Regions from separate parts of the Mus musculus genome. Here region 2 is linked to region 1. Evidence: chromatin loops called from intact Hi-C (ENCODE). Cell type or tissue: left cerebral cortex. All regions are shown on one strand. Region 1 overlaps Dst (dystonin). Region 2 holds the start of Ccdc115 (coiled-coil domain containing 115).

Region 1 (2,500 bases):
GCCTCCCACATTTCATTTATACAATCTCCTGGTTTCCGTGAGAGCATAGCAATCACAGCAGCTCTGCTCCCACTTAGAAACAAAACAAAACCAAAACAAACTAGCTAATACACCATTCAAAAATATACAAAATGTACTACATTGTAGACTGTGCTTGTTAACATTCTCGGCTAACAGCTACCATTCTGAATGCCGTCTTGGGGGTTAGACTCTTAGGGGATTAGTAAAGAGCGAGGCAGCCACAGGTGCATCAACAGAGCCCAAGCCTGCCCTCCACCCAGACCAGGGTCAGCTCTGGTTGGTCGCTACTTCTACACCAGAGGAGAATGTGCTTCCAAGAGGTGATGGTCTGGGTCCTTGTAGCCTTCCCCAGTTTCTTCTCCAATCTGAGAGGTGTACTTTAAACAAAGTTAAACAGAGGTACCTAAGTGCAGCCTTTTATTTCACTTCAAAACAAACAAACAAGGCTAAAAAAAACCTTAAAGGCCACATTTTCTTTAGAAAACCTTTAAAAGTGGACTGCTCACATGGAGTTCTGCTTTCTCTCAGACTTCAAACGCTAAGTCAAACAGAAAGGGAACTGGCTTGTTCAGCCACCTTTATTTTAAATAACCTGCCCCCAGCTTACTTCCGGCTCGTCCCTTGTCCAAGACGGGGATGTGAGACTGTAACGAGGGAGGGTCAGTGGCCCTCCTCTTATAGGTCTTGGTAACTTTATCAACGTCGGGCTGTTTTCTGGTCATTTCTTCCATGAAGGTCTGAAAGGGAAAACGGTGTCAATTAAATCACGGTATAGATTAAAACCCCGGGTGAAAGGGCTGTGCCATTATTTTTAAAGGATTATCCCATTAAGCAACTGTGACAGTTGGCGCTTTCAATGATTTCCGGAGAAGGTAAAGCCTGACACCGGACCAAAGGCAAGTTCAAATAAAAAACAAAACTGTCACTTTTCAGTCAGAAAAAACAACATCTGCAGGCCATCCTAGCTATCGGCATCAACTCCGTCTGAATTTCCAAGGTCTTCCACCAGGGGTTTAAGTGAACATGTTCCTGATGCCGTGCATTCTTCCCACACAGTTTAAAAAACTTGAATTGCTTTGCACACAGTGGTGGAAGATGGCCATGTTAAACACAGAGATTCCTACTGGTCACAGGGAGCAGTGAGATTAGTGCGGTACATTTAAAAAGTTACATTTGTAAAGGCTCAGTATCCTGCTACTCCTCATTGCATCTCCTTGGCTTCTTGTTACTGCCGACTGGTCCCTACACGTTGGGTATGTTGGCTGAGGAAAGGCAGAGGCTGCGGTCAAAAGTGACGGGAAAACATAAGGCAGACAAATGTTTCTTATGTTGGGAAACTTGAGCCACCGTGATAATTATAATATCCACATAACCTGAGATACTTTGGGACAGGTAGATACCAATAACACAGATTTAACATTTTAAAATTCTGTTTTTAGTTTTGTGTGTGTGTGTATGTTGTTGCTTGTCAATATATACACCACCTGTGTGTAATGCCTGCAGAGGTCAGAAGAGGGAGCTGCAATTCCCGAAACTGAATTTACATGTGGTTTTGAGGAACTGAATTTAGTTCCTAAGTGTTCTTAACCTTTGAGCCATATCTCCAGCTCCAGTAAACATTCTATGAATCAGGGCACATAGAAAGCCATCATTTCAGCATTTAAAACAGGTGGGGTGCTCAGGGTGAGTAGTCACTCTGAGGACGAGAAGGCACCCCCTTTCTAAGTAGGCTGCATTTGGAATATTCATGGTTGTTCATCTGAGAAGACAGAGGAAAAGCAGATAGGAAACAAGGAAGTAAGTGCAGGCCAGGGCCACAGCAATGAGATCAGACCGCCCAGAGGGAGAGTCAAGTTAAAATAAGACCAGCTGTAATGCAGCTGCGGGCCAAGAGGCTCACTAGTCTGGGAACGGGTTGGAGAAGCCTAGCAACAAGAGAAAGGAGACACCCGAGGGGATGGATTGAGTTTCTTTACCTGGTGTTCTGCAATGAGGGTTTTCACCTCTTCGATCTCCTGGGGGATAACTTCCTTATCTTTCTCGGTCAGTGTGGTTTCCGCCCACTGTAGCCATGCCAGCAGAGTCTCCAGCAGCTCCTGCTTGGCGATGAGCCCAGCCAGCGCCCCTGCTAACCTCTGCTGGTGCTGCTTCGCCCAGGCCAGCACCTGTTGCACGGACACACAGCTCGCTCAGGTTCTTGCAACTTAGTTTCATTAATGTAAACCACACCCATTTAAAAAGTCAACTAGGATCCTTCTGAGCTAGACCTAGGAAGCTTTCTGCTAGTCTAGATCTGGCCAGTGGCTCTCAGATCCAGCCTGAGGAAGCACCGAGTCCCCTTTCGAGGATGTCTGTCCTCAGGAAAATGTTAGCCATGTACCTAGCATCCAGGTTTACTCCTGTTTATCCCTTGGGCTTTCTCATGTTCAAGTATACCTTCTCTAAAGCATGCCTACTCCAGGCAGCTTTCAGAAGCGGC
Region 2 (2,500 bases), 150 kb before region 1:
CTCAAAAAAACGTTACATGACACACATATACTTTATAGTCCTAAATTACAGGAACGGAATTTAATTACTGGCACCAGGGATATTGTACTATCAATCAGGCGGGAGACATGAAGTTCCTTAGATACAAAAGCAAAATAGGGATAAATAGAACATTTCCAATTAAGCTCTGTGATAGAGGATCTTCATTTATTAGGGCAAATGAAAATGTGAATTAATGTAAGGCAAAGTTTTAAACTAACCTGTAAAACGAATGTCAAATTCTAAATGGAAGAAGAATTAAAATGCAAGACAATTATAACAATCAATAACAGGTTTTTCTAATTTTGTTTTGAAGAAGACAACAAAAACAAATACCAAGGATTCTTGCAGACCCATTCCCTAAGATGGGAATCAATTAGATGAGGCAAAGGTTTTTTGTTGGTTTGTTGCTTGATTTGGTTTGGTTTTTGGTTTTTCGAGACAGGGATTCTCTGTTTTAGCTCTGGCTGTACTGGAACTCATTATGTAGACCAGGCTGGCTTCGAACTCGGGGATCGGCCTGTCTCTGCCTCTCGAGGGCTGGGATTGAAACCGTGCGCCGCCGCCACCCGACAGAGGCAATGTTTTAAAACTAAATAAAAACTAGATATTCTGTAAGCAAAACTGGCAATCAACCTGTAGACATGGGCAACTGTAGCATAAACGGCCATACTATCACATGGTGGGATCATTCAGAAACCAGTGAGCAGTGAGGTCCTACCTAACGAGCAGAGAAAGGAAAGATGACCAGCCACCCTGATACAAATACATTAAGTTCAAATGCGTTTACACCTCCGTGTAGTATGCTCGAGCAAGGACTTGTAACCCACCAGCACAGGGAGGCCTTACCTTCTAGAGCACGCTTGACTCGCTCCTTCTTCTCCTGAACGGATCGCTGCGCCTCCTCCCGGGCTTTGCGGTACAGGTACTCGCGGCGCAGGCGAGCCTCCCGACGGAGCTAGAGAACACACAGGGTCACCATCCACTTCGGAGCACCGAGGACCACAACTCAGCCCTCCCGTAGTCCCCTTCTTTCCCGCTAAACCAGAACAGGAAATCAAAACATCCTACCATGATGAGCGCCGCTCCCTCACGAGTCCCAACTCTTCTGGCGCTGCTGGCACCACGCAGTGATCACTTCCGCCCTCAACCAAAAAGGCCTTTAGAGGCTTCACTCGATTCCACTGCCGGTCAGAGTGCCCCATCTTAAGATGGCGAATGGAGGAGGGCGTCGCAAGGTGATTGGTCAGACGGGCAACCAATTAATTACCCGGATTTGGGATGTCACGTGGTCTAAGACCGTCCTGATTAGTTAGTCCGTCTGCGGCTTCACCGGTGCTTGAGCTGGTCAGGCAGCAGGCTAGCGAAGAGTAAAAGCAGGAACTGTGCGCATGGCTTCCTAGATTCAAGTTAAGGTCCGACTTTTGGTAGCCATCGGATTCGAGAAGTATCCCGCTCCAGGCGCTAATCCGCGTCCTGGCTGGTGACAGGGATCACCCGGAAGTTGAAGCCTTTGACTTCCGGGTCACGATTAGTACTGCCCCCCTAAGGGCGGATCTTGAGCGCTTATTGGCTGTCATGCACATGGCCGCGCAGTGATTCGGCGGCTTGGAAGGAAGTGGCTCCGCCCATCCGCGCGTGTCCCAAGACTGGCTGGGCCATGGCGGTCCAGGCTCTGCGAGAGGAGTTGGACTCCAAGTGCCTACAGCTGCTCAGTGACCTGGAGGAACTGGAGGCGAAGCGGGCGGCGCTGAACGCCAGGGTGGAGGAGGTGGGCCACGGGGAATGGAAGGAGGGATAGAAAGCGGGCACAGGGAGGGAAAACAGTCTCAAGTCTCTCCTGTCTCCCCAGGGTTGGCTCTCACTTGCCAAGGCTCGCTATGCCATGGGAGCCAAGTCGGTAGGACCCCTGCAGTATGCCTCGCGTATGGAGCCTCAGGTCTGCGTGCGTGCCAGGTGAGCGCCCCCCCCCCCCCCCCCCCTTGGAGAGTGGATGGGCAGGACCTAGGCCGGCGCGGCCAGAGATCCAACTTCCCTTTTTTTTTTTTTTTTTTTTTTTTTCCCAGCGAGGCCCAGGATGGACCCCAGACCTTCAGGGTGATCAAAGCTGACGCCCAGACCCCCGAGGAAGTGGGGCCTAGCGAAGCATGTAAGTCTCCTTTCCACCTGTCAGCCCTTACTCAGCGCTAAAGACAAAACTCATTGAACATTTAAGGAAATTGCTTCATTCGGAATCTGATTAATGGAGAGCGTCTGAGCTGGAGAGTTGAATGTCTGGGGGGCGGGGGTGTGGGAGGGTGGGGTTCTTATACTTTGATAGGTAGGGTTCAAGTAACAGGATAGGAGAGCCGCCCGAGGAGGTCTAAGGGAATGGGGTGTATTCCAAGCCTCCTTGACATAACATGGTTGGGTAAGAGGGTTAAAGGAATGTTGGCGTTTAAGCTGATTGGTTCACAGCATCTGGTCAAACCACAAGGAGGGA

Evidence for each region. A loop is a pair of places that touch in the nucleus more often than their neighbours do. Peaks named below come from ENCODE experiments on the same cell type or tissue, not always from the same donor. Only the 100,000 strongest peaks of a DNase experiment are listed, where the experiment ranks them.
Region 2: it touches region 1 in a loop (2.2-fold over the local background); 2 of 42 quality-filtered maps call a loop at or near these places.

What each region holds. Positions count from the first base shown.
Region 1 is chr1:34,290,045-34,292,544 of GRCm38, reverse strand. It overlaps Dst (dystonin), which reads right to left. Exons shown (of 103, transcript NM_001276764.1): 91 at 1,998-2,186; 92 at 629-758. Among named protein-coding and RNA genes, the nearest start is that of Gm26788, 110 kb to the right of the region's middle. In left cerebral cortex, a CTCF peak has its summit at 1,521 (motif pointing right); a DNase peak (open chromatin) is centred at 2,012.
Region 2 is chr1:34,438,517-34,441,016 of GRCm38, reverse strand. It overlaps Ccdc115 (coiled-coil domain containing 115), which reads left to right and starts at 1,345. Exons shown (of 5, transcript NM_027159.2): 1 at 1,345-1,789; 2 at 1,871-1,974; 3 at 2,085-2,167. The coding sequence starts at 1,679. It overlaps Imp4 (IMP4, U3 small nucleolar ribonucleoprotein), which reads right to left and starts at 1,188. Exons shown (of 9, transcript NM_178601.3): 1 at 1,090-1,188; 2 at 868-976. The coding sequence starts at 1,092. In left cerebral cortex, a CTCF peak has its summit at 941; DNase peaks (open chromatin) are centred at 936, 1,273 and 1,573; H3K4me3 peaks cover 2,199 bases; H3K27ac peaks cover 717 bases.